2 separate regions of the Homo sapiens genome follow, and region 2 is linked to region 1. Evidence: chromatin loops called from intact Hi-C (ENCODE). Cell type or tissue: pancreas. All regions are shown on one strand. Links, peaks and the distances in the headings refer to the core of each region. The heading gives the core; the rest is flanking DNA.

Region 1 (16,595 bases), core at 5,249-13,248:
AGAAATGCACCACCCCTTCCCTCATGCGTGAGACGGCTGACACATCCCTCAAACAACGTGGAGGCGGTCATCATACAAGGCAGTGGAGAGCAGTAGAAAAGGCTTGGGCTGTGGATTTGGACTGATCTTGTTTTAATTCCTGGTTTTGCCATTAACTCTGGGAACTAAATTATCTAGGGCCCCAGAACCTCATGTTTCTTCATCAATCCAATGGAAATGTTATCTCATGAGAATTACTTGTATTTGTTGTTATCTCATGAGAATTACACACGTATTCGTTGTCATGGGAATCACCCAGCCCTGAGTGGATGCCTTAGTGTTGGAGTCCTCCTCCTTTCCCTCACCTCCTACTCCACCTAGAAAGGACGTGCACCCTGCCTCACAGCCCCCAGCGGTGACATCCTCTTTTCTCTCTGTCATTCACACCCGCCCACCTCCCACGCAGACTCGTGGGGGAATTTGGTCCACATCAGCACAGAAGGTCTTTTCTTCTCATGCCCACATGTTGGGGAACCACCCATTTGCTGGCTGTGTCTGGGAGAGGCTAGTGATCATGACAAAGCCTGACGTGCAGGGACTTTCCCTCGTCTGATGGCGGCAGCCCCTTGTCTTCAGCCTTCCTCCTGCAACTTCAGTTCTGAGCCAAAAACAAGGCTGAGAAAAGCCTGACCTCCAGTTTCTACCCTGGTGTAGGGGGTTGGAGTCACTTTTCTGGGCCCCCACAATCGTTGCTAGATGGAAAATATGCACCCTTCAGTGCTCCTCCCAGCTCCATCTCCTTCCTTGCCTTCTCCCCCATCCTTCCTTGGCTTCCAATCCCCTTCCAGACAGAGCAGAGAGGCTGGGCCTTCAGGAGAGGGGGCAGAAGGGCTTTCTGAGCTCCCTGAGTGCTTGTCCTCCTGCCACAGACCTCTTCTAGGCTGCTTTGAGTTATTGTTTATTTTTGACCAAGGTGTAAGTTCCTGGAGAGTCTATTTTACTTACCTCTCCTCCATAATGCATAGTAAAGCACTCTGCATGTCACAGGCACTTTGCGACAATTTGACACTGGCTGCATCACCTCAGTCCCAACTTTTGCTACTTTGGACCTGTTCCCCAGGAAACACAGGCATGGAAGGGACCTCAAGAGGTCATCTGTGTCGTTCTTTTCAGAACAGGCAGGAAAAATGTTACCGCAGAGGCAACCGCAGCCAAGGGAGGGTAACTGACCTGTCCCAGGTGGGACAGCTGGCAATGGAAAGGGGGCGTAGAGGCAGGGATTGTCATGGCGCTCTGTTCTTTGAATTATATTGAACTATAATTTGCCTTGACAACTATTGAGTTGACTAGAGTAAATCTTCCCAGAAACCACTGGCAAGAACATCCACTAAATGCTATTTGCAAGAAATGCATTAAAAGACATTCATCAGTGAAAAGAGAGACTCCAGCTGCCCAGAAAAGCCTGATGAAGTTTGCAAAGGGCAAGAGTAGAAAAAAAGTTACTTTGCCTTTTCCGTAAAGTAAAGCCAAGTGCCAACCGGCACTCAACACTGAGACCTCCTCCTTGGGGCCTCCTTTCTTTAGGCCAAAGAGGAGCTTCAGAAGAAGCAAGAAATGAATGTTTATATGTTTTTCTCTCGAGTCTAAACCATGCTTTTCATCCCCCAGGTTTCCTCTGCTTTTTTCACTTTTTCGTATTTCTTTTTCCCAACAGAGATGGCAGTGAGGAAGAGCCCACATGTCATGGCCATACCACCTCCATTTGGTGTTAGAACAGATTTCAAATTCCTTTGTTTTGTTTTTATTCCATGGTGCTTTTTCCATAAGTGGTGGTTTCTATTAAATCCATAAAACAGTCATTTGCAGATGGTCTGGCATTTTTTTCTTTGTCATAAAATATTATATGCTACTAACAAGGTTAACTTCATCCACTTGATATTTTCATTGGGTATATATATTTTAACTCTGAGTCATAAGAAAATAATATGGCAGACAAAATATACATTTCCTGAGGCAATGAGAAGGAAGATTTGAAACACAGATTTCACTGAGTTGGGCCTGCCCACTACAGATATTAATAATTTCCTTTTGTAGACTATTTGAAGCCTATTCTATGAATATATTATATAACCCTACAATTTCAATGCTGGAAAAAATGTCAGAATTCATTCCTTTCCATCATCTAATTTTCCAGAAGAGGAAACTGAGGCTTGGGCGTGAAATTAATTGTCTGAAGCCTCCTCGTAGTGTCAGAGGTGGGACAAGAAATCCAAGTTCTTCATTTTTAAGTGAACTGTCTCTGAAAAAAATAAAACAAAATATTGCTCAGTAACAATGTACTACTAATGCCTTCTTATAGTAAGCCCTCAGTGAATATGTCTTTTGAGTACTTGATTCATGGAAACAGTAAAAAGTCACCAGTGATAAATAAACAAATGAAGGAGAAGAGACAAATCTCCTATGCAAATGAATTCAAAGTAATTTATGTAGATACTATCGAGGAGGTGAAGCAAACTCTTTACCTAAATGTGGGCTGCCCATAGTGACTTCTTTCCAAAGAGCAGAGTATGGAAAGCGGGTGTGGGGTAACTCCACAGTGGAGAAACCCGACCAACGGCCCCTCTGCCAGGTGATCAAGGTCAACATCGACAGTGTTAAGTCATTTGGTAGTCTGTACGCTGTATATGATTTGATGAGAATGGTACTCCACGTCTGTGGCCTTCCTCCCAAAAAACCCGTAACCCCAGTCCAATCATAAGAAAAACATGAGGAAAATCTCAACTGAAGGACATTCTACAATATACTTCAACAGTACTACTCAAAACTCCCCCAAATAAGGAAAGCCTGAGAAACTGTCACAGCCAAAAGGAGCTTAAGAGGCACGATTAAGTGTAATGTGGGAACCTGGGACAGAAAAAGGACATCAGGGGAAAACTTATGAAATCTAAATAAAGTATGGACTTTAGCTAATATAATGGATATTGGTTTATTAACTGTGACAAATATGCATACTCATGTAAGATGTTAATAATAGGGAAAACCAGTTGAGGGTAAATGGGAATTCTCTGTACTTTCTTCTCAATTTTCCTGTGAATCTCAAATTGTTCTAAAAAATATAGACTTTTTTTTAGGTGGGGCGGGAGGTATGTGCTCTCTTCTGTCACCCAGGGTAGAGTGCAATGCCATGATCTCAACTCACTGCAACCTCTGCCTCCTGGGTTCAAGCAATCCTTTCATCTCAGCCTCCCAAGTAGCTGGGACTACAGGCGTGTGCCACCACACTCGGCTAAATTTTTTTTTTTCTAGTAGAGATGGGGTTTCACCATGTTGGCCAGGCTGGTCTTGGACTCCTGACCTCAAGTGATCTGCCCACCTCGACCTCCCAAAATACTGGGATTACAGGTGTGAGCTACTGGGCCCGGCCTAAAGACTTCCAATTTTTAAATCACTGGTAAACGGGTCAAGAGAAAAAGCAAGGGTTTTCTGTCGTAACCCATTGTAACCCATTGCCACAATATGTCCTTTTCCTCACCTATCCACCTGCAAATGCACCTTTCAAGGTTTTCTTAATAAGAAAGGGAAGAGAAGTCACTATGCTTTAACTTCACTAGCATCTTTCCCATCCTAATATCTGGGCAGTTTCTTCACACAAACCCTCAAGAAGGGACTATAGAGTAAGAAAACTAGAATGTGTGATGCATGGGGGCAGGGATCTTTGTCTGTTTTGTTCACTGGTGTTTCCCAAGTTCACAGAAAAGGTGTCTGACACATAGTAGATGATCAATAAATATCTGTAAAATTAAGTGAAAGCCATAAGTAAGAAATTAGCTTTTAAAAAGATATCTGTTGTATGAAATGTGGTCTAAAATGCTGTAACTGCACAATTATTAATGGTCCATTAAAAATACAGAAAATAAAAAATAAACAAACTGATTTTCAAAATAAATATATCAGAGCTCGTATACTCAAATCAGTGTAAGCCTTCCAAATTAGTACTCCTGGCAGGCACACACTTCATTCAACCCTGATGTTACTACTCTAGATAATTTTAGAATTGTTCACTTAAAATTTTTTAGCACTTACAGGATCAGATCCAGACATGTAAAATGAGACCTTCGTGATCGAGGCCTCCAACTGTTTCCTCTAAACCACTTTCCTCGAGACAAATGTCTTCTTGCTGGAAACCTTCCCCCTTCTACTCCCATTCCTCATCCATCTAAGAAATTCCAATTCCTCCATAAAATCCTATCTTCAGAGACACGTTCCCTGAAAACCCTTTTCTTACCGTCATATCACCACCTCCCTGAGAGAGAATTCATCATTTTTTGGTCCTGCATTTGTTCCCTATTTTTACCCTTATCATGATGAGCTGTGTCTACGTGTTTATCTCGTTGTTCTCTAGATTAGCCTGTGAGCTTCTCAAAGGCAGGAGTCTTGTATCATTCGTCTCCATATCCGCAGAGCTGCCTACAGAGCTGCTAGCTCAATAAGTGCCTGTTGAATTGAATGGGATAGAACAGAACTGTAATTAAGTCCAAAGTCATAAGACATATTCCTTTTCATAATCTCAGTGCTGGCAAATCTCAATGCTTTGAGGCTGGATATGTGACTGAAAAAGATCAAAGTCATTTAGTACCTACTTTGATGAACAAAGTGGGTAAAAATGCACTGAGCAATGCTATTTTATACAAGTCCAGAAATGTCTACCGCTAAGGAGATGAATGGTCTTATATGTCTCACCAGGAAAACAGGTTCAAAAATCAGTCTTAATATTGTATAACTAAATTCATACCTATTACAAAATGCTTACATATGTAGACAATAGAATCTGGTTATCGCAATAATTTGTTCAACCATGTATTCAATAAAGTTGTTTTTATTAAATGTAATAAGCCTAGCACTGTCTAGGTCTGAGGTATTGCAAGAATAAAAAGACAAGGTCCTGTCCCTAAGGAACTCACATTCAAGGGGTGGAAGAAGAGCTACACAGTTATCACACTAGTCAAACTATAGTAAGTGACAAATAAAGGTGTAAACACTATACTTTGGGACTATAGATTCTGGAATTTTTCATCTTAACTGGGAAGGTATAAGAAAGGATACTCATTGAATTGCTATCTTTGGCCAACCTCAGCTGCATATGTCTAGGGGATAGTGTAGATGATGTGTAGTGAAAGTTGAAACTGGAAAAAAAGAAGGTTTAGGCCAGACTGTGACAGCATCTCAGTGCTGATCTAAGGCATCATTCTGTGGGGAAAAAAAAAAAAAAACAAAAAAAAAACCACAAAAAACATGAAGCTGTTGGAAGTTTCTAAACTCATAGCAACTACCAGACCTGAGATTCAGGAAGATGACTCTGTTGTCAGTGTGGATGACACGTAGAGGATGATCAGAATAAAGGTGAGATCAGAGAAGCATGAGAAGAAGGAAGCCCAGTTATGGAAGGCATTCACGTAGGCCCACGATCCTAACAGTTTCTCTCACGAGCCCTTTACACTCTTAAAAACTACTGGGAACCCGGAGAGTTTTCACTGTTGTGGGTTATATCTATTTTTAATACATTATAAGTATAACTTGAGACAAATTTAAAACACAAGAATGCCTAAGGACACTTTCCATTAGCCATCAGAGATAGGACATCCCATGTCCTGTAGCTTCTAAAACACTCCACTTTCTACTTCTTAAAGAATGAAGGTAAACAAGGAAAATAACGTTTTACTATTACTATGAAAATATTTTCACATCACAGACCCCCTGAAAAGGTTTCAAGGATGCCAGGGATGTTGGGAACACTTTGAGAACCATTGATCTGGATATATGACTGAAAAAGACCAAAAGCCATTTGGTACATACTTTGATGAACAAAGTGGGTAAAACTGTGCTGAGCAATGCTATTTTATGCAAACCCAGAAATGTCTACAAATAAGGAGATTAATGGCTTTATATGTCTCATCAGGTAACCAAATTCCCGTTAGACAATAGGCCCAAAGCAGAGATAGAAGAGAAGAAAAAATAACCAATCAATTACACTTCAGAGGTAACCTTGGTAGGAACTGGTGACAGATTGAATTAGTGTGGGGTTGGATGGGGTGGTTTGGGAGCAGATGAAGGAAGAAAGAAGAGCTAAAAATAGCTCTCAGAGTTTTATTTCGGGGAACTGTGCGATTTTTTGCCCCAGCTTCTCCAATATTTACATATGTAAATATTTAATAAAATTAAAATTTGCGTATGCTTACATAATACTTTTAAACTGCGGCTTGGTTGTTTGGTCTTCTTATTGAGATTCTTAAGCAACCCCATGGTATTCTACCCAGAAATTTTCTTCCTCCTACCAGCAAAGTACCAAGGATAGTAAGGACTTGGTATAAATGGTTGATGAATGAATGAGCACCAACCTAGATACATATAATACATAATTTTCCGAGCCCTCAGATGAAAAATATAAATGTGCAAACTTCTACTCTTAAACAATGAATCACCTTTTAAGTATGTATTGAAATTATTTTCATAAGGGGGCACCCCTCACCCTCCAGTCCAAGAACAATAGTACTAAACCCACTTTAAGAAACACCCATCACTTAACTGTGCCTTTTTTGAAGTAGGGTGTGTCCATTTAATTAGTTTTAATTTAAAGACCAATTAACAAGGTTTCAACATAGAACAACATAATAAAAATCGATTTTTTTATTTCCTGAACTACTGAATCATCTCTGATGATTCTGACTGGATCTGAATTTATTTGTACAATACAATTTTATTCCAAAGTGTTTACGAAAACCACATTTTAGTTCTTTCCCTACTTGGTTCCACACCCTTCTGTGTTTTAGCCCATTAACCTCAATAAACCTGCTCAGTTTGCCATTTGATTTCAGTCAGATGCCTTATTCCATTTTTTCTGTCCTGCAACCATAATGTGACGACAATCTGGGTACAATTGCAGAATCCCACGCTACGCCACAGGACATGGTGTGGCCATTCACGTGCCTTAACAGTTCAGAAACATTTGCTCAGAACATGAAGAGCCAGGATGAGACCTTAGCCCATGTTCAACGACGTGCCTTCTCCAACCCTCCATGTGGCGGATCCTGCAGTGTCAGAGAGGGCTTGTCATTTCCTGATCACCTTGTGCACGTCATGCTTTTGTGCTTTTCCTCATGCTCTTCCCTTCATCTGGTTTGTTTTTCCCTCCTTCCTCTTTCCTTCTTTCAAGGTACAGTTCAAATGACGCTTGCTATGGGAAGTCTTCTCCGGTGCCTCTGGCCTGGTTTAGCCACTCACTTCCCATAGCTCCTGCTCACAGCTCTTAGGAGTTTCACAGTCCTTTAGCTCATGACTCATTAGGCTGTGGGCTGCTTTTAGCCATAACGTCATATGTGTAATCAGCCCTTCATAATTATTGCTTCAATGGAATTGACACCCAACCAGATAGTAGGAGAGATAAGCTCAAACCTCCTGACTCAGCACATGTGCACAAGTTTCCCAAATCCCTAGTCCACATTAGATCTTTTTCCTTGTCAATAAGAAAAAGCTTCTCTTAAGAATTATTAAACTTCCAATTCACCTTCTCAGAGTGGATAATAAGAAAGCTTTTATGGTGGGGTGGCAGGGTGGGGAATAGATATGAGATCCACAACAATGAGTGGGGTATGTAGGTGTCTCCAAATACTTCCTACTTGGCATAGGTCTAGCCCTTTATCCAAGCACACTAACTTACTTTGTGAACAAATGCTATGAGATCTATCACAGTCCCAGGAATATAGTGTGTCTGAACTCATCTCTGAGCCTTTGCTTACTTTACTCCCTCAATCCGGACTGTCCGTCAGCCATTCCTTCACTTCTCCCTTTAAGACCAAGTTCATATGGCTTTCCTTCCAGCTTCCTCAACCAGAATCAGAAATGTTAGCACTGGAACTTCTACTCTATTGCTCACACCCTTAATTACCAAATGAGGGACTGAGGCCAGTGAAGTTAGGTGACTTGTCTAGGACCACATAGCTGCCCTGGAATTCAAATCGAGTGGCTTGCAATCCTACCTTCTTTTAATCATATCCACTTCAATCTTGACTCACTTTGTTTCTCTCAACTCAATATCTGGATAGAGTTGTTTCATGTGGATAGATGTGTCATTTCCACCATTTGGTAAAACATCCGGGCACAGGATTATGGGTGGATATGATGCAGTGAAAGACACATGGCATCTGGAGTTAAACAAACCCAGACTCAAGAGCATCCCACGGTCTAACTGTGTGACCTCGGGAGAGTTATGCAAACTTCTGAGCCTCTATTTCCTCATCAGTAAAATAGTAAAACACAAGTGGGGCCAGTGAAGTGCCAGGAGGTTGGACAAGCTATCAGAACCTCAAAACGACGTGCTGCGTGGACAAGGGCACGTGTCTCACACTCACTGGCCTAGAGTGGGGTGGCCATATCTGCATGGTCCCCTTTCAGTTCTAAACAGTTCCTTGACTCAGGGATTCAGGGTAGTGTCTACTAAAGTAAAACACCAGCTTGTTTTCAAGAAGGGAAATGTTGATGCTGCCTCTGCATAGAGTCATAGGGAAGAACAACAGATAGCCTGCCAAAGATATGGTCCAAAACATAAAAATAAAACATGTCAGCTCACTGCCAAAGTGACTTCAAAATAGTCAGGATCTTAAGTAGTTCAAAACCCTAAAGACTGATCTTGTGGTCAAGGGCATCAACCTCACAGTGCCGCTGTTTCAGTCCTCTTCCCCTGACCGAGGGCCACGTTTCCTCTTGACCAGATGTGATATCCTATGACCCTTACCTCTGTGTCCCTACGCATGGAATTTTATTTTTAATCATTTGAAAGCAGAGTAAGCACAAAGCCTGCTCACTGAACCCTGGGTCAGACCATGTCATATATCTACTTTAAAAAAAAAAAAGTACTCTCTTTTATTAAAAAATAGAAAAGGAAGCCCTAAGAATGTTGTATGTTTTCTGTGTTTATATTCACATTGTGAAATGGGTAAAATAATACTAAACCCTTAATGGTGGTAACCTCAGGAGGGTGTGTAGAGATGAAATGATTGTCTTTCTTTACCTCTTAGAACTCTGAATGATACCAATGAGCATGCAGTTGTTCTGGTATTTTATCAAATAAATCAAATCATTACTTTTTAAAAAGAAAAAAAAATTTTCCTTTCAGTTGCTAATAAAACAGATATTGGTTGCTGGGAATTTTTTTTTTATCTTCAACTAGACTCCACTTCCCCCAGAAAGGTACCAAAAGCAGTTTAGGAGAAGATGGACAACTTGATCTCAGGTTTACTAAATTAGCAATAAACTTCAACTTCTCAAAAGTCTATGGTAAGAGTATTCAAGTCCCCTTTGCTTCTTGATTTTTAAACACAGTTATGTGCAGATTCACTTTTCCCAATCAATAAACAACGTCTCTTTATTACCTAAACTGGATAATTCCAGAAGTCAACAGGCAGCCAAATGGCAGTTTCTCATTTCTTTGAGATCACTGCTGATTGCTCCCTCTCCGGCTTCCTTGGAGCCTGTTGTGGACACTGTTGGCGTCTTGCCCAGTTCCTTCACCAGGCAGTGCCTCCACCCCACTGCTGTGGTGAGTGGCGGCTGCTGGTGGCTCACAGCTGCCTCCTTCTCGGAAGAACCGTGCTCAGCTCCTGGGAGGTTGCTGCCTCCAGGAGGTGATGTGCCTCCGGCAAGGCCCTGGCGGAGCTGCAGAGCACAACCCCCCTGCTGGATGGGGGCCACGTATGGGGCGCCCCGCACGTTGCAGAGCCACCCTTGGGCTTCCGCAAAAGCCGCGTCTTTGCTTCTTCTCTTGCTGTTTCCTCACTTCGGTAGAGGCTTCTCTCTCAATAAATCACTTACATGAGATAAGTAAATCACTCTCTTCAGGCCTAAAACAGCTGGGCTTTTGGTTACCCTAATGAGGAGCATTTTCATATAAAGTTATAGTTGATTAAAACTTAAATTCTTTAAAACTTAAAAATTAATATGGAAAAAAAATAGCTCACTATCCATCCCACCTTAGCCTCCAGTTCACGTGTGAGGAAATCTAAAATGTTCTTCAGATTCACAGCAACATCCAAGCTCCAAAGGCAGAGAAATAAGGATAAAATGCAATTATTATGCCTGGCCTACATAGTGGGTATTTAATAAACATTTCACAACTAAAAAAATTTTTGCCAAAATTTACTTGATTGGAAATAATGCCCAATTCAAGAATCAAAATGGCTGATTGTTGAATGTTTAAAAATGTTTTTGTGACTTTTACATAATTTTTTTGGAACCCAGAATACCCACTTAACATGTAGGAGTAACATATAGGTTTACGGAATAGGAAGAAAGGAGCTTGGGCCACAGTCCAGTCTTCAACTAGCCACCGTCAATTCCAACACAACTCCATCTCCATAATCCTGTACTGTGGCCCACAGGAAAGAGTGGAGCCTTACTGGGTACCAAAAGAATACTTTGCCTCTCTGAATGCACCTGGAGGGCAAGATTAACATTTGTATAAAATAATAATGACAGACGGGTGTGGTGGCTCATGCCTGTAATCCCAGCACTTTGGGAGGCCGAAGCGAGCGGATCACCTGAGGTCAGGAGTTCAAGACCAGCCTGGCCAACATGGCAAAACCCCATCTCTACTAAAATTACAAAATTTTAGAATACAAAAAATTACAAAATTTTAAAATACAAAAATTAGCCGGGCGTGGTGGTACATGTCTGTATTCTCAGCTACTCAGGAAGCTGAGGCAGGAGAATCACTTGAACCCAAGAGGCAGAGGTTGCAGTGAGCTGAGATCATGCCACTGCACTCCAGCTTGGGGGACAGAGTGAGACTTTGTCTCGAGAAAAAAAAAAAAGAAAGAAAGAAATAATAATGACAATACTACACAAAAATATATTGACATTTTAATTGACCTTTTGGGAGTCTAGTTGATAGATCAATAGATTAATAAAGTAAAATGAGAAATAAAGGGAAAATATTGGCATGTTGTTCGATTATTCAAATAGAATCTATTTTTTATTCATGGGATAAGTTGGAATTTTCCTTTTGTCAGGAGAATCTATTCTATAGCACAATCTTGATCTAGAATAATGACATACAAATAGACTTTTAGGATAGAAAACCAAATGATATCCTTACCAACTGTGGATTCAAAACCAAAAGGAAAATATATTGCATCACTTTTCTTGAAGAATGCAAGCAAAGGATAGGCATGTAGTTTAATCATCTCTGCAATGTATTAAGAGGTTAATCCTGTTTTAAGTAATCTATGAACTCTAACCATAAAACACACCATATTTAAAAATAAATATCCATGACTAGAGCATCTAAAGAGCATGTCTCCATTTAAAGAGGTCAGTCCCGGAGAACATCCGCTTTTTCCAGTGAGCTTTCCATTGTTTAAAAATGTAGGAGAGCTTCTTTTAGAATTACCTTCACAGACCACAGCATATTCTTTTGAAATTTTTCAGTGGTGAAAAATCCTTACTCTTTGAGGTTGGCCTCGACCTTCAAAAACAGCCAACACCTATTTTCAGACAAGTCTGAGGAAAACGGAATGATAGGGTTGGATAGTTAAGGCAATGACACATGTGAGGTAATTTACAAAAATACTCAAGCATAGAGAAGTTAAAACAAAGATGGCCGCTATATCCTGCCTTTCACATCCTGGCCCAGTTGTCTATCTCTGAGCATCTCTATATTGGTTTTTTTTCAGCTGGACAGTAAACTCTATTGAGTTTTCATTGTATCCCTGAAGTTCAGAGCTCAGAACTAAATCAAATAACATGATAATAATACAACTGTAATCGCTCTTGGCGGTATTAGCTTGAGGTTTGTCTCCTTGTAGCCTATGTGCTTATCAATTACATTGTCATAAATGCATGATAAGAGGATGGGCCCTTGAGCCAGGCTGCTTGGCCTGAAACCCCTGCTCCAATACTTATTATTAAACATGATTACTTAATCTCTCTAGGTTTCCATTTCAGCATCTGTTCAACAGAGATAATAATTGGAACTTTCTCATGTTGTTGCGCAGAGTCAGTAACAATATATTTCAAATATTTAGAACACTGCCTGCTATATAGTCCACACTAAGTAAGTATTAACCATAATTATTTTGTGTGGGTTTTGTGTGTAACAGGCAAAGAATGAGGAACTAGTCTTCAAAAATAAACAAACAACAAAATAAAAACCAGCTTTCATTGATTCAAATGATACACCACCATCCTAACCAAAGTTGCAGGAATATTTTTTTTTTTTTGAGATGGAGTCTCTCTCTGTCACCCAGGCTAGAGTGCAGTGAGGCGATCTCGGCTCACTGCAACCTCTGCCTCCCAGGTTCAAGCGATTCTCCTGCCTCAGCCTCCCGAGTAGCTGGAATTACAGGCGCACACCACCACGCCCAGCTAAATTTTTGTATTTTTAGTAGAGATGGGGTTTCACTATGTTGGTCAGGCTGGTCTCGAACTCCTGACCTTGTGATCTGCTCGCCTCAGCCTCCCAAAGTGCTGGGATTACAGGAGTGAGCCACCGCACCCAGCCAAGTCATAGGATCTTAAGAGGATTGAAAGCCATATAGTGATTCACAGGGCTCTAAGTATATAGGACAAAGACAGCTACTGAGAGGCGTTTTAGAGTTCCATAGCTGTGGATCTCAATGTGATTTTGGAAACCTCCAAAGAGATGAAATTATCGCTGTTAACAGAAATTGTTGGCTGTTATACTGTATTTTATAGAACGTAAGATGCCACCAATTGAAACACACATCCCAGCTTTGGAAATAATAATTTGAAAAAGTGTGTGCCTCCAAATCAATGAAATATGGTCACAGAAGTTTAGATGGCGACATCCAGCTTCTAGCTTTGGTGAATTCTTTCGCCTTCTAGGTGGAGCCTCACTCATGAAAAGGGAAACTTTCCCAGGATTCCATTATAAAGGTAACAACTGAGCTTTGAGTTCAGCACAGCGAGCAGGGGAAAGCCCCAGTGGGAGACCATATTTTATATAGGAGGTGAAGAAATGCAGAAGAATGTGGAAATTCTTGAGTATGCATAAATGTTTCCTAATGCAGGTGTTAAAAAACTCCCCAAGTGAATTCTGAAATTCAGAATCTTTTTCCATCTATGGAAAGAACACATTGTTCCAGTCAAAAGCGAAACAACCAGGCAAAAAAGAACTCCCAGACCTCTCTTTTCCATGCTGCCCTTTGATTTTCCGGGAGCTCCAGTCTTGGACTACAACCACAGTTACTGAAACCTGGACAGGCTGCTCCTCACCTAACGATAGCAGAGCCAAGACTCGCTGCAAACAGCATTAACAAATGCAAACGAATCAGCCCTAAAGGCTCAGATCCCATTTTTAACAATTTGTTTTTATATTTCAACTCAACAAATATTAGTCAAAGACTCTGGACTATGTGTAGGTTATTGTTTAAAAGAAAAATGAACCCAGGTGCAGAGAGTTTTGTGCCAAGGGCTAAAAAAGAGACTCTGAATTAGGATCACCTGGCACTCCATCCTGTGTAGGGGGATGAAGGGAATATGACAGAGGAAGGCAGGGCAGGGAGCCGGGGAGAGAGAAAAAGAGAGAGAGGCAGAGGGAGGTTGACATCTGTAAACATAATTCAATTTTCTTAGTGTCTTGGACTGCTCTAAAAAGAATTTTACACAGAAGTGTAGGAAAGACTGTCTTCTGATAATCCACTGGAATCTATTCACCACAAATTTGAAAGAAACTTCGAAGATTGGCCAAAGGTTCTTTGCACCTCACATGTACTCAACCATCACCACCTGCAGCCTATAGCCAATTGGTAAATTCATAACACACCCCTTCTGTTAAAATGTGACTCTTGGATCCATCTCCTCGGCTAGATTTGGGGGCATTTTGGCATAAAGTTTAATTTTTTGAGCAAGTTCCTGAGTGAAACTACCACTTTTTTGCAGATGAAGAATATAATTCAAGACGTTCATTTTTTTAGTATAAAACCTGGAAGATAGGCCAGGCGCAATGGCTCACGCCTCTAATACCAGCACTTTGGGAGGCTGAGGCAGGTGGATCACCTGAGGTCAGGAGTTCAAGACCAGCCTGACCAACATGGTAAAACCCCATCTCTATTAAAAATACAAAAATTTAGCTGGGCGTGGTGGTGTGCGCCCATAGTCTCAGCTCCTCGGGAGGCTGAGACAGGAGAATAATTGCTTGAACCCAGGAGGCGGATCTTGCAGTGAGCCAAGATCATGCCACTGCACTCCACCCTGGCCAACAGAGCGAGACTCCATCTCAAAAAAATTTAAAAAAAAAGATAAAAAAATAAAATAAAAAAACCTGGAAGATGAGTAGCCATATAATTCATCAGTATTTTTTAAATTAGATTATAAAGTGTATCTTATTTTATCCACTAAAAATAATTTTTTTAGGAAAAAATAATAGTTATATCTCAGTACTTTCATAATTATTCAATAATACTGTTCATACCCTACTTCAAGTAATTCTAAATGGTTTAATGTCTTTCACTTATAATTTGGATCAAATACTACTGGAGTTAGATCATTGAACATCTAAGACTTAGAAATCTTGTGTTTATACAATAATTAAGGAAATAATATTGGCATTTAATACAAGAGCAATTGGCAGGAATTTGTCAAGAAACTGTATCAGAACTTCATTTACCTAACTTAAATTTTCCTTGTTTTTTCATCTATATATTTTTCAAAAGTAATTGTCCAAACTATAAAAATGAAAATGAATACATTTTGTTTAATTATCTATAGCCTCTTTTATAACTAACCCAACAATGTCATTGTTAAAGTTTTTGTATTGTATTCTTCTCGTTGGCAAAATGAGATTTGGTAATATATTCAAAGCCTATCAGCTCTAACTTAGTATATTTGAAGCTCGATGACACCCTGGTAATGAATTTGAAATTGTCTGCCTTCCCTTCCACCACAAACACACACACTTTCTGGTATTTTTCTGAAATGCCAGAGCTCCAGATTTTATGCCATTATGTCTGAGTATCTAAAAGACGGCGATGATAAAGCACATGACATCGTATACACTCTGTTCTTTTGACTTTTAAATTCTCCTTAAATATAAACCCTAGCTAAGGCTGCCAAGAAGTTTGGCAAAGGTCAGCCTGGTTTGATTCTTTCTAAGTGGGCGAAACCAGAATTACTGGCCTTACAAATTATTTTGGTCTCCATGAACAGTTCCTCTTCTCTAACATTAAGTTCATCTTCTGGCCAGGCACAGTGGCTCACACCTGTAATTCCAGCACTTCGGGAGGCCGAGGCAGGTGGATCACTTGAGGTCAAGAGTTCAAGACAAGCCTGGCCAACATGGTGGAACCCTGTCTCTACTAAAAATACAAAAATTAGCTGGGTGTGGTGGCACTTGCCTGTAATCCCAGCTACCGGGGAGGCTAAGGAAGAAGAATCGCTTAAACCCAGGAGGCAGAGGTCGCAGTGAGCCAAGATCGCACCACTGTACTCCAGCCTGGGCAACAGAGCAAGAATTTGTCTCAAAAAAAAAAAAAAAAAGTTCGTCTTTAGTGTTTATTCAAATGTGTCTGAATTGTCTGGCCCACTAATACTTCCCCTTTAATGAGAATGCAGTTCCTTGCCAGAAGTCCCATTTGGATAATTTACTTTTTCTTTGTTGATCATATCAAGCAAATCACTCCAAATAATAATACTTTAATAACATAGTTCTTTCCAGGAAATGTCATCTTGCTGATGGCATCTAAAGCTGGATATTATTAAAATCTGAATTTTTTCCAACCTGGCTGCGCTGCGGTTTAACACCCCTTGAAGAGAGACAACATGGAGAGATGATCTGTCTTGTGATCAGTATTTCAGGTTGGTGGTCAGATAAAAGCTCTGAGAGAACTCTTTCCAAGGATTTTCTGTGCACGCTCAAATTTCTTCTTCTGTGTTGATTCAAGCCGTTATTTCAAGCTAAAGTACCTCTGTAAAAACAGGCCATTGAGGCAGTTCAGAATTAAATAGAAAAATTTTTTTTCATTTATTTTCACTTTCTGACAATGTATAATTTAAATCACTTTATTAGCCCTTAATGAATGGGATAATTAACTAGTGCAAAACCTAATGCAAAATCATTATAAAAGGTTCTATTCCAAAATAAAAGCATTTGCCTCCATCTTGTTTTTCATCTACGTTTATTCCATGTGTTGTGATGTTTGCCCATCACACAGAAAAGAGATTCTCCTGAATTAAAGGAGATGGAGTTCATTTTGATGAATGACACAAAATCTTTGCAAGTTAATATTTGTTTCCAAGATAACATTGTAGAGCACACTCAGTGAATATATCCCTTCTCAAAAAAAAAAAAAATGGAAAGAAGTACTTCTTTGGCAGTAAATGGATAACAAGAAAGAAAGGTTAGAGTCTAGGGAAACAATGTTTCACCTTAATGTCGGGATGTGTTGGCTACAATTACCGAATACCCAATCAAAAATAACAAGTAATATAGGAATTTCTATCTCACCTAACCAGAAGTCTGTTACAAGGTAGGATGGTATAAGGCTGATACAATAGCTCAGCAGTCTCAGCTCTGAGTCAGGTAATATCCAGTGAATACTTTATTCATT
Region 2 (16,595 bases), core at 5,815-13,814, 110 kb before region 1:
TTATTCACTGCACCTAGAAAAGAACTTGACAAACGGTAGGTACTCAATAAACAGCTGGTGAATTCTATTTCAAGTTGATTGGTTTCTCTCCAGTTGCACCAGTTTTCCTGCTAACAAATGCCTTCCACCTAGGGTCTGTACCAGACATGACATACATATGATTTCATGGCATTCTGAATGTTTCAGATAAATCTTAAAAGATATAAAGGTAAATACTTAATAACAAGGAATTCTTCCAAGGTTTTGGATCTGTCCATTACAAATCTTTTCTACTTACATGGGTAATTATAGAATAACACCAAACTCAGAGAGAGAGCTATTTACTCATTTCCTGATCTTCATTTCCAAAACAATGTGAAAAAAAAAAATGAAGAGATAATTTCTGCTGAATAACTCTTCTCTGTAGAAGCCACCAGTACATAGTCATTCACTAAATGAATGGCATTGTTAGTATTAAAATAAGGGATTGCATAATCTACAGTGTCCTGTTACCCAGTTCAGGGAGGGCATAACATGTCCCCATTTATCAGATATCTAGTTACCAAACAGCTGATTACAGATTTTAAAGGAATTAAAATAAAACGCATTCAGCATCCTGAGAATACAAAGAGCTGTGTGCATTGAGGGAGGTGCTTCACGAGCAGGTGGTTTCTTAGGACATCGATTCCTCTCCTCCTGTTTGTTCTTGAATTTACTCATCAGCTGTGTGTCCCACCAACCCACCAAAACCACCCTGTCAAGTTCACCAACCTGCACACAGCTAACTAGATACAATAGTCAATTCTCAGTCATCCTCTCACTGACCTCACAGCAGTATTTGCCCCAGTTGATCACTACCTTGTTCTGGGAACACCTCCTTCGCTTGCCTCTGGCCATCACCCTCTCCTATTCCTCTTCCTACATACTGGCAGCAACTTCACTGCAATCCTTGCTGGTTGCTCAGCTCCCAGATTTCTAAAGGCTGCGATGCCCTAGATTCCTTTCCTTGTCTCCCTACTCTCACTCACTTGGTGAGGTCATCCAGTCTCAAAGATTTAATACCATCTGCACCCCAATGGCCAGCAAATTTGTCTCCAGTATCAACCTTTCTGATTAATCCCAACACATATATCCCACCATCTCCCTCACTTGGTGGGCAAATGGGCACTGCAAAATTAAAAGCCAGATCTTCCCAGCACTTTGCAAGGCTGAGATGGGCGGATCACTTGATGAGGTCAGGAGTTTGGGACCAGCCTGGCCAACATGGTGAAACCCCATCTCTCCTAAAAATACAAAAATTAGCCTGGCGTGATGATGCATACCTGTAATCCCAGCTACTAGGGTGGCTGAGGCAGGAGAATCTCTTGAACCCAGGAGACGGAGACTGCAGTGAGCAGAGATTGTGCCACTGCACTCCAGCCTGGGTGACAGAGTGGGACTCTGTCTCAAAAAAAAAAAAACAAAAAACAAAAAAAAAAACAACACAGATCTTTCCTTAACCTGCTTCTCCCACCTCTCAGGAGATGACAACTCTATCCTTCCAATTCCTTGGACCAAACACTTCAAGGGTATCCTCTCACACTCAAATTCAATCTCTCAGTAAATCCTACTGGCCTTTCAGAATACCCGGAACCTGGCCACCTCTCAATCTCTTTCATGTGACTATTGCCATGGCATCCGAACTAGTTCCCTGATCCCACCCTTGCAAAGCCACCATTATCATTTTTAAATGTAAATCTGATAATACTTCTTAGCTCAAAGCCCCCCAATAGCTCCCCAAAACACTGACTGTAAGCCAAAGTACTGATCAGGTCTCTAGGGCTCTACACCCTCAGCTTCCCCTTGGTCACGATGCCTCAGGAACACTGACCGTCTCAGGACACATGCACTCGCTGTTCCCTTTGTCAAGAACATTCTTCCCCCATTAGCCACATTGCTCTGTGAAATCGTTCCCTGGTCATCCTAGTTAAAATTGCATCCCCACTCCTCCAAATCCACCTGTGGCCCTTCCTAATGACCTCTATCACATTCACGTGCTATGAATTTTACAATCATCTTTCTACCCTACCAGAATATCAGCTCCGAGAAGATAGGAACTGCTGTCTCTTTCATTCATTGCCACATCCTCAGCTCTCAGAACAGTGCATGGCACACAGAAGGCACTCAATAGATGTGTTTAATGAATGCACAGTGAATAGCAACCTTCTCCAGCCTTAGTGGAAGTGCCAATTAACTGGGCACTTTAGTTAACAGGCAATGGGTGAGGGGAGTTGGAGTTAGCCTGTATTTATCCATTCTCATATTGTTATAAAAAACTACCTGAGACTGGGTAATTTACAGAGAAAAGTTTAGTTGACTCATAGTTCTGCAGGCTTTACAGGAGGCATGGCTGGGAGGCCTCAGGAAACTGACAATCATGTCGGAAGGCGAAGGGGAGGCAGGCACACATGGCAGCAGCGAGGAGAGAGCACCAAGAGGAAAGTGATACACTGTCAAATCAATCAGATCTCTTGAGAACTCACTCACTATCACGAGAACACCTGGGGGACATCTGCCCCCATGATCCAGTCACCTCCCACCAGGTCCCTCCTCCAACATTAAGGATCACAGCTCGAGATGAGATTTGAGTGGGGACACAGAGCCAAACCACATCACACCCCCTAATGTGTTCCAGTGACACTGAACTCCACTGAAAGCTTCACTTCCAGAGCTAGCTAGGATTAATAAGAAAGATAAGTGGCATCATTTCAGAATACCAGGTAAATTAATATATCAGTCTGTTCTCACACTGCTATGACAACATACCTGAGACTGGGCAATTTATAAAGGAAAGAGGTTTAATTGATTCGCAGTTCCACATGGCTGGGGAGGCCTCAGGAAACTTACAATCGTGGTGGAAGAGGAAGCAAACACATCCTTCTTCATATTAGGTCAAGAAGAAGAATAAGAGGCAAGTGAAGGGGGACGCCCCTTATAAAACCATCAGATCTTATGAGAACTCACTCACTATCATGAGAATAGCATAGGGGAAACTGTCCCCATGATTCAATAACCTCTCACCAGGGCCCTCCCATGACACGTGGGGATTATGGGAACTACAACTCAAGATGAGATTTGGTTGGGGACACAGCCAAACTGTATCAATGGGGTTTGTTTTAATTTTAAAATCAGACATGAGAAATTAGCAAGTTTTAATAGAACTGTCAAGGAAACAGAACACGGAGAAAGGTAAATATAAGAAAAATAATTTATAAGAAAAACAATCTACCATTTTATAGCTAATCCTATTAAGTAAAGGATTTATTAACCTAACCTGAGAGAAGGCATAGAAGAAATCACCTCTACTTCTAAGGGCTTATTGGGCCAATGATGAATAAGAAAACAGGCCACCCTTCCACCCTCTGCCACCCTCTTCCTTCAGCACCAAACCTTGAAGAGCCCTACACACCCCCGTTCCTCCCCTGTCAGTATTCTATTCACCCTCTTGCCTTGGCAACCCTAAGGAGGCACAAGTCCCAGGGAAGTGGCTCACCCACCCAAACACCAACTGCAGCCAGTTATGTTAGCCAGAACTGCTTATCTCTCCAAGCACTGGCCAAGACTTCAGGGATTATGCCAAGATGCATTTTGCATTGATCAGCACTGATTTTAGATCTCCATTGACATGCTGTCCTGTAGGTCTCTAATCCTCTGATTTTATTTTGTAGTCGATGACTTAGGCTGCATTGTACAGAAATAATTCCGGGTGTCATATTCATGTACATTGCATCATTTCACACTCAAGCTTGAGGACCTGAATTTTAACTAACACTGCCCTATTCTAACACATTTCGCGTGCCAGGCTGCATGATATTTGCACCTCATTACAACATGACACAATTAGAATGCTGTAATAAGAGAGGGCACTGCATTTTCTTAAATGTTTGAATCATGGAAGTATCTTTGTTGGTATCAAGGAAGATGTATCATCTACAAACTAGAACAGCTTTTGAGATTGGTATCTGTAAATTGTGCTCACTCTTAAACCCACATAGCAGCTCCTTCCCAGAATTCAACACTTTTTTTTTTTTTTTTTTTTAAGAGAGAGATAGCTTTTGGGCTTTTCTGTCACCCAAACTGTAATGCAGTGGTGTGATCATAGCTCACTGTAGCCTCGAACTCCTAGGCTCAAACAATCCTCCTGCCTCAACCTCTCAAGTAACTGGGACTATAGGTGTGCACAACCACACCCACTCATTTTAACATTTTTTTTTTTTTGTAGAGACAGGCTCTCACTATGTTGTCCAGGCTGGTTTTAAACTCCTGGCCTCAAGCCATCCTCCTGCCTCAGCCTCTCAAAGTGCTGGGATTACAGACATGAGCCACTGTGCCCGGCCTCAACACATTTCTAATGATATGGCCACACTAAGTCACTGAGGCACAAAACCTGGACTTAAAGTTCTCCCTCTCACCACTCCCACGTGTATTCAGACCCTGCCAGGGCGCAGAGTACTCCTGTGTGGCGCCTCTTGCTGCATCCTTCCACCACCTTTCGGTTCTGAGGCCTCTGCTTGAGTTCAGGCCCTTTCAACTCTCACCAGGAGACAGGCCCAACAGCCACCTCCTCAACCCTCCCCATTGCCACGGCTCTGTCATCAAGACACCAGCTTTCAAAGCTCTGTATTATATCTCTATTATCTAGTGAATTCAGAACAAACTCCCTAAAAGTCAATGTCTCCCAAACTGTGATTCACAGACCACCCCAAAAGACTTACCTGGCCACCTGTTAGACATGCGGCCGTCACTATACATGACGTTACCAGAATTTCTGGGAGTTAAAGCCAAGAACTCTTTCATCCTGACTAGTGACTCTGATGTCCACTAACAGCTAAGTACCCACATCCTAAATCTTGCATTCAAAAGACAAGGCTAGACACATCTGGCTATGATGGACTAACATCTATCAAGCCAACCCCGACAAAACTAAAAAAGAAATAAAGACGAGCTGGCTGTTTGAAGGTAATAGAGAACAGCAAAGGCAACCAGGACTTGAGGGGTCACAACCCTGGAAAGACATGAAAGTGAATCCAACCTTCTCTCCCACATTTCCGTTTAAGGCTTTTCTGGTTCCACAGCAGCCCGCAGGAGAGGCCAGGCAGGAAGCAGCCAGGGCTCTGAGTACAGGAGAAGCACCATCTGATTGCTTTAATAAGAGCAAACAAGAGAATAAAGCCATCTTTCATTCTATCCTCTATAGATAACCAATGTGGGCATTTTGATGTATTTCCTTCTTGTCTTTTTTAAATATACAGTCATATCATCTCAGAATTTTAATGTATGAGAGCATTAGAACCTAAAAACATGAAGGGACTACCCAAAGGTCAAATAGTCCCCATTAAATATATTTTAAAATCCACCTTGTCCCATTTACAAGAGCCCAATCATATATTAAAAAGAGAAAAGAAGTAGATACACTATTCTCTAGAATTTTGAGTGGTAAGATTACAGGTTAAAATTAAGTAGATCAATGCGATTCATAATGCTAATGATGTAAATGTTTTTCCCTCATCCTCAAAACCTTTTATCAGGCCAAACTTACCCACCTAAGTGCCTCTAGGGGAGACGTCAGGCTCTAATGCCTCTTGATTCAAACCCTATTTGCTATCTACGCAAGCTCAGACACATCAGGGTTTGGTTTCCTTAACTCTAAGATGAAGATGATAAAAGCACCCGATATCAAATAAGCATTGTGAAGGCGAAATGAGATAATGCATGGGAAGCCTTAGCAAGAGCCTGGCCCTTAAAGAATCGTGATAAAGGCCAGGCGCGGTGGCTCACTCCTGCAATCCCGGCACTTTGGGAGGCTGAGGCAGGAGGATCGTTTTGAGCTCAGGAATTTGAAACCAGCCTGGGAAACGGAAACATAATGAGACCTCGTTTCTACTAAAGTTCAAAAAAAAAAAATTAGCCAGGTGTGGTGATGCATGCCTGTGGTTCCTGCTACTTAGGAGGCTGAGGCAGGAGGATCTCTTGAGCCCCGGAGGTCAAAGCTGCAGTGAGCCCTGAATATGCCACTGCACTCCAGCCTGGGTGACAGAGGAAGACCCTGTCTCAAAAACGAGAGAAAGAGAGAGAGAGAGAGAAATGCTATACATGTCAGCTGCTCACTGCTGCCTCCCTACTAAATTGCCAGCTTCCGGACACGGATTTCATTTACACCTAACTCACCTGGCTGTCCCTAGCATAAAGCAGAGTAATTGGTACAAAAAAGGAAATTTGTACTTTTTTGGTTTTAGCTTTTAGAAAGGGAGCTAATGGTTGAAATAAAAATCTAATGAAGGTTTATCAAAATGTCATTCACAATAAATATGTATGGTATGTTTATCTGTATATGTGTGTATATACACTTATGTATCTCTATAGCCTGTATACTTACAACGCAAACTGAAAGACTACAATATTCTCCTGTGTTTAAGAAGTTTTGTGAATTGTGTTTTGGGGTGAGTGCCATTCTGGATTAAGAACTGAAGCTGGTGTTTCTTGTTTGCTTCATTTCCCGATGCAGAGCACCTTGAAGATGGAAAGAACCTTGAGTCAACAGATAACTTACTAATTTACGTAGGACCCCACTAACCAGCACAGAGATGGGGGCACACTCCCTATTTTAGGTGATATGTGAAAACTTTCTGTGCAAACACAAACAGCTCCCATCAGAGGCCAATATTATATAGCCACTATGGGGAGGTAAACTCAACCAAGAGAAGCCGAATTCCTGTTTTTACCCTGAAGAGTAACTATTCAGTGGTTTGCTGAATACATCAGGGCATGAGTGTTTCTGGCTAAATAATACCTGCATGGAATTACATGTTGCAATTTTAGGAATAACGGAATTAGGTAAATAGGAAAAACAAATTATACATTAAAAAAGTTTACTGAATAGCTGATTAATTACTATGCAGCCAATTTTATTCACATCTTACAGGTGCGCTTCTCACTGGACAATTAACACCTGACCATGGCTGTCCACAGAGGAAATTGCAAACTGGTCCATAGATATGTTTTGTTTGGTCTACGTCAAAAAAAAAAAAGCTATAGACAATTTTGTGAACACTGGGAAATGTCACATAGAAACCCAGATTTACAGCTTCATTTGACAAGAACAAAAAAATGACAAAAATCAGAAGCTCTGGAAACTTCACATCCACAATCAGCAGAAACCAGACAACACATGGCTTTGGGTTTGCCACAGTCTCCACCACTCCCTACTGTCACGCCCCCACACTGCAACTTCTGACATTGCCTCCTGGCCCCTATAGGCAACCGTGTTTGCAATTCCTGTTACAAGTCTCAGTGTGATTCCTGTTACAAGTCTCAGGGCCATTCCTGGTCTTTGGTGTTCACTTCTGCAGTGTCTTTTTTATTCTGGACTCTCATGGGTTTTGCCAAAAGTACAGGTTCAAATTCCATCTACACTGATTCAACGTTCACAACGCCCACCTACTAAGACAAAAGAGCTTTTTGCTTTGAAATGCAACATGTTTGTGACTCAGTATTGCTCTTTTCTGATTTTTCTTTCCCTCACTTCTCATCTCCATGCTTTGTTCAAAGCCAAAACCTGAGTGCTAAGTGAGGAAGCTCAACTATTTTCTCGCAATGGAGGGGAGGGGGTTACATTCTGCTCCCCTATTCGAGTCAGGTCTGGAAATTCCACATGAAAGCTAAACAGGTCCTTTCGGACCCATGAAACATGCCCCTTCTGTGTGTTCCTGGGCTGAGCACTCACAGGGACAGGACGGAAGGATGCCCTGGGCCTGGGGTTTAACAGGTGGCTAAGAGCCCGAGGGGATACCAGCTTTAACTCTTCCCTCCCTATTCTGCAGAAAGGACACTTACAAGCCAAGGTTCATTACTCATCTACTTAAATATGTCACCACTGTCCTTACTGGAAACATTGTCTTTCTTAATCAGTTATTATGTATTAGCAAAAAACTGTGGACAGGCATTATGAGGAAGAGTCTGGCTTATGTCACCTATTTCCATAGAGTCCACATGAGTGGTGTAGACCCCTGATTCTCCCATTTTATCCTGTACCAGAATTCCCTGAGGAGTCTGTTAGCTTCCTGGATCCCACCCCCAGAGTTTCTGATTCTGCAGGTCTGGGGTGAGGCCCAGGAATTTACATGTCTATGTTCCCAGGTGAGGCTGGTGTTGAAGAAGTGAGTTCAAGAACAATGGTGACAGGATGTTGAGACGCCCCGCATGTATGTGCCTGGGAAACGGTCTCTTGAAAAGCTTGGTTTAAACACTCATTAAGTTTCTCTATTCCACGGTGCCAATCTCTACCGGGTTTTTTTAATGTGGGGGGTTCTTTTGGTAGACACAGGGTCTCACTATGTTGCCCAAGTTGATCTCGAACTCCTGGGCTCAAGCCATCCTCCTGTCTCAGCCTCCCGAAGTGCTGGGATCATAGGCGTGAGCCACTATGCCCGGCCTGTCCATCTCTGATTTGATCCAAGTAAGAATGAAGAATTTCTCCAGCTCCAGGAAGGGTTTTTCTTTAATCAGCTTTATGTAAAATTCTTCAAATTGGCCTGGGGTGCTTAGAATCAAACCACTTCAAACCATGTGTCTCCAGGCATCTTAATAGCAAAGAGTATTTATGTTTTTTTAAATACTTATTAGTAACAATTTAAGGCTTTAGTGTACAGAGTCGTTTCCTAAATGCCACCCACAGTTGTGTCATCTGCTCATGGTTAGTTTAAGACTCCAGTTGGTATCTCTGTTAAGATGGTGCTGACAACTTTAACAGGTGTTACATGAAGTCTGATCCACCCTACATATTAAGCTAGTTTTCCTCTATTTCAAAGATCATATTCCAACTAGTATTTTGACTTGATTCTCCTGAAGACAATGTAATATAAAATTACTGTGAGAACATGCAAAATTGTTCAATTAATGCATATGTAAGTAAAATTAGAAACACACACACACACACACACACACACACACACATCCACTCCCAATCCCAAAGCACTGAATTTCCCCTTTCCACAAATCTCTGAAAATAGGAAATAGAATGCTTCCTTTCACTAAAAGGTTATCCTCAGGAAAGCATGATTCAGATTATCATAATCGCCGCCTTTTCTGATAGAAAGCACGTAGGGGTTTTCCTCTGATGGAGCTGACAGACTGTCTCCTTTTGGGGGACTCACAGCTGGGTGTGAGCAAGGGGTTAAGGCTTCCAGGTTATTTTATTATCAGCCTCCCTCCTTAAGTTCCCTCTCCCACTCCCTCCCCTCTATGGAGAAGTGATATATTATGTGTTTAAAACTGCCCAGCTCTTGTTGAAAATTTCTCAAAATGCCATCTATTCCACCAAAAGTATGGGAGCTATAGTTTCTAAAGCAAACATTAGGATAGTCTTTCAGTAGGGCAAAATATTTTAAGTCAGATACACCAGTTTCTTTACTCAAATACTTTAAAAGTTTTCACATAGAAAGCTTTCTAATTTCTACATCTTATTGATTCGCATTCTAAGGAACTGCTTTGCTTTAATAAACAACCATATTTGCCCTTCTGATCCCAGGTTTAAAAATGTTCAATCAGCCATTTGATGTCAAAGAAAACAAAGTAGGCTAAGTCCAATTTCACAAAAACTCTATTCATAGATGAATAAACAGCTTCAGAAACTAGCCGCAGCAAAAAGTGCCAGAAAATAACAATGATGTGAACAAGGCAGAAAGACAGAGGGCGCTCTCTATTCTAAATGACCATCATACTTGGCCAGAGAGGAGCCAGGGGCAGAGGAGAGCATCTACCTTAGCCCTGGCAGGAGGGGAAAGAATGAGCAGACATCCCAACTTCAAATATAATGTTTACATTACTGAGATTGGAAGCTGTCAATGACCCAACTGTAACTAGAACTTGGCTTCACAAAGGCTGAAACTGCCAACACCTGAATCCAAGACACCATCGCCTCCAGAATACTGCAATGCCTTCCAGCTGGATTTCCTGAATTCATTTCTGCTCAAAAACCCTGACTGATCTTTCAACACACAGATCAAATACTGTCACTCTCTGCTTTCCACCGTAACTATTAAAAAATAAAAATAAAAAATTGCACCTCCCTGACCACGACTTGTAAGAACCTACATGATCTGGCCTCTGTGTGTCTCTCTCACCTGCTCTTCACCCATCACCCCCACCCTCGCTCTCATGACCCCACCACAACTTCCTTTTCTCAAACTCTCCAAGCCGGTTCGCACCTCAGGGCCTTTGCATGAGTTATTCCCTCTCCTAGAATGCCCTTCTCCCTAATTTTCTGATGGCTGGTTCCTTCCTACCATTCATGCCTAAATGTCACCTCTGAAAGGCTTTCTGATGACGTCATCCAAAGGAGTCCCCCACCCAGTCCCTCTCCTTCACCTCTCTGCTTTATTTTCTGATTTATGCTTATCAGTAGAAATTTTCTTATCATCTGTTTTGTGGTTGGTGGTGGCGTTTGTCACCCACACATCTACCACACTAAAGCCGGGACTATGGATTCCCAGCACTTAGAACAATACCTAAAACCGAGAAGATTCCCCTAAGAACAGGGGGAAAGCGTCCAAGGAAACAATGAGAAGACCGAAGACGGACTTGATTTAACTTACCTCCTGTATAACAACAAAAGGGTGAATGGAATTGTCATAAATTATTAATAAGCACATGAAGGGTGACAATCAGCCACAACAATATTAAACATTTAAATAAAAATATCCCAATTACACCACCAGTTAACTTGAGTTATTATTGATCATGAATAATAAGTGGGTAAACACATACGCCATACGTTATGCAAGGGGCTTTCCCTGTATTTCCTCTTTTAATTCCACACATATGCCATACGTTATGCAAAGGGCTTTCCCTATATTTCTTCTTTTTTTTTTTTTGAGATGGAGTTTTGCTCTTGTCGCCCAGGTTGGAGTGCAGTGGCACGATCTCAGCTCACTGCAACCTCTGCCTCCCGGGTTCAAGAGATTCTCCTGCCTCAGTCTCCTGAGTAGCTGGGATTACAGGTGCCCACCACCATGCCCAGCTAATTTTTTTTTTTTTTTTTTAGTAGAGACGGGGTTTCACCATGTTGGCCAGGCTGGTCTCAAACTCCTGACCTCAGGTGATCCACCCACCTCGGCCTCCCAAAGTGCTGGGATTACAGGCGTGAGCCACCACACCCAGCCTCCCACACTTGTTGGTTAGGAAGGAACTAGAAGGCACCACCTGGATAGAGCAGAAACCAGGGACGGGACAGGACCACAGAACAGAAGCCTGTGAGGCCTGGTCCCAGCTCCTCACCTCTGGACCTTGGACAATTCATTTCACTTCCAAAAGCCTCCTCCATGCTGCTCATCTGCAGTGGAAACTGCCTTCCTGTGCATCTCCAGGCTTCAGAAGAGTCAAATGAGAACAAATGCAGAAGTGCCCTCAGAGCTCATGAAAATAACATCTGATTTTTTCACTTAAAGCTTACATAATGGGTAAGCCAGTGATGACACGCCAGAAATAGCATAAATGAGAGGAAAGAGAGAAAGCAAGGCAAGAACGCTCAGGTCCGGGAGCTAGAAGACAACACGCTGGGTGAAAAGAGAGGCAGTGACACAGGCATGGGGACACAGACGGGAGGGCCCCTCTCGCTTCCTCACAATAAGGGGAATGCACGAAGGAGCCGGAGCAGGAGTTGTCACTTGCCAATCTCCATGGATAAAGGATGGAGCTACCCCAGTCTCAGCGCAACTCATATATTTGTGCCAAGTTTTTAGAACTGCCATGGTTATTTATTCCTGAAATGACATTTGGTGTCATTTCCCATCAACAATAAAATCTCCACCAAAAGTCAGTTAAGTGTGGTAAACCCCGTGTGGTCACCAACTATAGGATAGTGTGACTAGCCAAAAGCCCATCTCATCCTCCTAGGTCCTACTGAGGATCCTGAGAACAAACTTCAACCACAGTGACCACTGACCACCCCACAACTCCCTTCTTACTACTTGTGTTAAAGATTTTTTTTTAAAGGGGGGCAGGGGTTGGTCCTGAGCATGGTGGCTCCCATCTGTAATTCCAACACTTTGGGAGACCGAGCCGGGAGGATCACTGCAGACCAGGAGTTCCAGACCAGCCTGGGCAATACCACAAGACCCATCTCTACAAAGATTTTTTTTTTAATTAGCCAGGTGTAGTGGCATGTGCCTGTGGTCCCAGCTACTTGGGAGGATGACACAGGATGATCACTCAAGCCTCAAGCCCTGGAGTTTGAGGCTAAAATGAGCTATGATCGTACCACTGCTTTCTAACCTGGGCAAGAGAGCAAGACCCTGCCTCTTATTTAAAAAAAAAAAAAAGGCTGTTATAAGAACTCTTCAAGGAATAAGGAAGAAATCTCAAGGGAAATGTCTCACTTATTTTGCTAAGAATTGCCTGATGCTGTTGCTAGGTGGTGCTTATAAATATAAGCACACACCGTAAGACTGGTTTTTTACTTTAATTAGTGGCAAAGACAAGCCTTCTCAAATTAAGTGTCATCATTCCAGAATGTAAATAAAACAGCTGGAGTACATACCAGACCAGATAGCCCAATACTACAATAGCAGGACTCTAGCAAAGTTTGAAAACACATTTGCAGCTACGTGCTAGAACAGTGCTTCTCTAATTGTGATGGGTGCACGAATCGCCAGGGGATCTTATTAAAATGCAGATTCTGATTCGGCAGGCCCAAGCTTCTGCATCTCTAACAAGCTCCCAGGTGATGCTGAAGTTGCTGGTCACAGACCAGGTACCAGACAGGGGCCAACAGTTGACAGCAAAAACCATCCTATGCCATGCTCACTGCAAGCCCAGGTACTATTTTTTAAAAGTGAGGAAATATGGCTCAAACTAATTTACCCAAGGAAAGCTCACGAAATTTGCAAGAGGCATTTATCACTCCGCTAATCAAGAACCTTCCTGATCAGCTGCAAGTTCTGCCCCGGATCCTCTGACCAGCTGGTAAACGGCAGAGAAATCTCTTTGACACTGACAGGTGCCCCTGGATGATAAGAATACACCTTATGAAAGACTTCACTGCTCAGAGAAAACAGTTTGTGTCCTGGAGCTATAGGAAAAAGGAAGAGAGAAAGCAATAAAAACAAGGAGTAGAAATGTATGGAGAGCTTACATAAGATCACACAGTCAAAAGCAGAACTGGGATACAAACTGAGTCCGGCTCCAGAGCCCATGCTCTGAACCATTCAGCTCCACCCCCTGGTACAAGTAATCAAAGTGACAAAGTGATGGAGTACAGGAGAGCCCCAAGGAGACCACAACTACTAATTAGGGGACCCTGAGCAAATTCTCTCTCTGCTTCAGTTTCTTTAATATGGGCTGGAAATTATTCAAACACCTCACTGGGTTTTCTAAGGATGAAATCAAAGAGGCTGGACAGGTGCAATGTCTCACATTTGTAATCCCAGCACTCTGGGAGGCCGAGGTGGGAGGATCACTTGAGCTCAGGACAAGATCAGCCTGGGCAACAGAGTGAGACCCCATCTCTGTATTAAAAAATAATAAGTAAAGAAGTTTTATAATGAGAGAGCCTAAATAAACACTTAGAACAGCGTCTGCCAAGATAATAAGTGCATCAATCAATGTTTTTCTGTTATTAAGAGAATTTTATCACTGGAGTGCAGGAGAGTGAATGGAACCAAGGAGAGGGTGGAATGAAGAGCTTTTCTGAACTATGGCCAAATGGTAGACCTACGGCTGCTAAAACAAAAAGGCCTCCCTTTCCCAGGGACCACAGAGACTAAAAGAGAAGGTATAACCTAAACTGGAATCAAGGTAACAGAAAGAACTGCCTCTGTCTGGACGGTGGCAGGAAGGGCCTAACAGTGCAAGGTAGTACATTGCAGTTGACCTGTGATGTATCAGATCTCTGTAGTTAACTTGGAAATTCCAGACTTTCCATGGCCAAATAGTCAAGCACCTTAAGACTGCTATGTGTCATAAACAAATAGACACGACAGGGAAAGAGCAAGTCCCGTGGCTTAGACCTTGAGCAAGAAAGCCCCCTTTTCTCTTGGTTGGTGATGGGGACTGCTACCAACACTAGCAGCACCAGAAGCTGGCCAGAGAGACTTCTGTCCTGGGACCAAAGGTGGGTTTTAGAGATGTGCTGACTCAACTACACAATTTTATTATTATTATTATTTTTTTTTTTTTTTTTTTGAGACAGAGTCTCACTCTGTCGCCTAGGCTGGAGTGCAGTGGCACGATCTCGGCTCACTGCAGCCTCCGCCTCCCGGGTTCATGCCATTCTCCTGCCTCAGCCTCCCGAGTAGCTGGGACTACAGGCGCCCACCACCACACCCGGCTAATTTTTTTTGTATTTTTTAGTAGAGATGGGGTTTCACCATGTTGGTCAGGATGGTCTCGATCTCCTGACCTTGTGATCCGCCCACCTCGGCCTCCCAAAGTGCTGGGATTACAGGCGTGAGCCACCGCGCCTGGCCAACTACACAATTGTTGAGAGCCTACCCACTCGAGGCTGATCAACAGCCAAGGCTAGGACAGTTCTGCTGGGACAACCAGTCCCACGTCTTCCTCGTCGAAGGCACTCCCCAGTGGCCTTTTTAAAGCAGAAAAACGACTTGTGGTAGCTGCATTTGACAATGAAATTTCTCATATTTAAATCAAGCTTAGAGAAAAGGACCTCATATAAGTTCAGATTTTGACCTAAGAAGGTTGGACAGGAATGAAGATATAATGCTTTTTCTAAAACAGGGCTGGATATAAGTAGGGAATGTGGCACATGTGTACTCTGAGAACTGAGCTATGAAAATCAGTGCATGTAAATCCCTGTTGCCTGCCTACCAATATCTATTCTCCCCTTTTTCCTTTCTGACCAAACTCCAAGTTTTTTTCAGGGCCACAATGTACCAAACTTAAAAAAAAAGAAAGGAAGGGAAAAAGCAAAAAAGGAAGAAGAAATGAAAAGGAAAAGAAAGGAAAAGAGAGGAAAGGGGAGGAAGGAGGTAGTGAGGGAGGGAGGAAAGAGAAAGAAGAAAAGAAACAAAAGAAGGAAAAAGAAAGAAATTACAGCAACCAGCCTTCCCTGCTGCATGAGGTGGCCATGTGACATTTCTGGCACCTGAGATGTAAACCAGGTCACTTGACAGTTTTTCAAAGAACTCTTTAAAGGGGAAGACTTGGCTGCTACCTGTCTTCTGTCTTCCATGAGACTCCCTTCTGCCTGGAATAGGAAGACAATCATGCAGGAGCCGCCACCTTGCACTGAAGCATTAAGTATGAAAATGAACACCATGTGCCAGGCCATACCCTACGCCATGTGCTACGAATGGCTGAACAAGATGGCAGCGCCATGGAACCCCAATTTGGTTAACCCACTGGGTTTTCTGTTATGTGCGGCTAACCCTACACGTTGTAAAAGATCATTTGCTTTGCAAAGGCCTTTACTGAACTGACTGGCAAGGCGCCATGAACTAGGAATTAATTTGACTTACAAATAACTTTCTGACATGAACTAAAGATAGAGAATAACACAGACATATACTGGATGAGACTCCTCCGCTACCATATGCTATTCAGACCGAATCCTGAAGTTCTATTCATAAATGTAAAGATTGTCGGTGTGGTCTAGATGTGGCCTTGGGAAGAAACTCCTGAGAAAATGGAGTGGAGTGAAGCCAAACCACCTGCTCTGCTGGGTGACATCGGTCAATCTGTGTGTGACTCGGTTTCCTCAACTGCAAAATGGAAATAACTGTTCCTACCTCAAAGGTGGTGGTGCCTATTAAATGAGCTGATATTTGTACAATGCTTAGACATGTGCCTGACACACTGCTTAATAATTACTGAGGATCCACTAACATTACGGTAAAATTGGTGACAGTGTAGCTAAACATTAATAATAAAAGCCAGACAGGTTAATTCATTCTGTAGACAAGAACTTCTTTCCTAAGGCACACATCTGTCAAATAACAAGGAGGTGAGATCCAGCTGTCGACTGTGGCCAGGTTTAGACAGTTTTAAATCTAAGGCCTTCTATGGTTCTCATAATCGCCCTACCCAGATTCATGCAATACCAAGAGTAGCAAAGTCTACATGAAGAGCTGCTTATCAGTAGCATGTATTTATAAAATAAAGGTTGGGTAAAGAGATTAGCAAAGAGCACTAAAAATAGTCCTATAAGCAGACGAGCTTTTGTAAGTCGATAGTTCATTAAAAAGTCAATACTTGAGCATCATTATTATGAGAAATATTCAAGTAATGGGTCACGCAACTTGGAAGATTGCAGCCTCTTATCATCTTAGCCATCTTTTTTAGATTCGAACACAGAACGTATCCAGGTCTTTCTACTAAGCTGTATTTCAGGGTCCAAAAGGGCACAGGCATTTTGTATAACGTAGTCAAGTGCCAACCACAGGTATGTAACCTAGTAAGTATCGTAGGTATTGAGCCAGCCATAGATGTTCTTTCAGGTCAGGAGAAAACTTTTCCTAGATGAAAGTAACTCAACTAACTGATAACGTCAAGGCAACTGGCTAACAAAAACGTTTTAATCTACTTTCCCTTTTAAATACTCAACAAACATAACAGGATGTGAT

The links. A loop is a pair of places that touch in the nucleus more often than their neighbours do. Peaks named below come from ENCODE experiments on the same cell type or tissue, not always from the same donor. Only the 100,000 strongest peaks of a DNase experiment are listed, where the experiment ranks them.
Region 2: it touches region 1 in a loop (2.2-fold over the local background); 10 of 110 quality-filtered maps call a loop at or near these places.

Annotation. Positions count from the first base shown.
Region 1 is chr6:154,606,182-154,622,776 of GRCh38, forward strand. No RefSeq gene overlaps it. Among named protein-coding and RNA genes, the nearest start is that of CNKSR3, 100 kb to the left of the region's middle. RefSeq lists enhancers at 345-644, 9,181-9,687, 11,580-11,749. In pancreas, for the core only: no CTCF peak of the experiment used is centred there; a DNase peak (open chromatin) is centred at 9,570; H3K4me3 peaks cover 383 bases; H3K27ac peaks cover 3,680 bases.
Region 2 is chr6:154,491,320-154,507,914 of GRCh38, forward strand. All of the region lies in intron 1 of CNKSR3 (CNKSR family member 3), which reads right to left. Among named protein-coding and RNA genes, the nearest start is that of CNKSR3, 11 kb to the right of the region's middle. In pancreas, for the core only: a CTCF peak has its summit at 9,699; no DNase peak of the experiment used is centred there.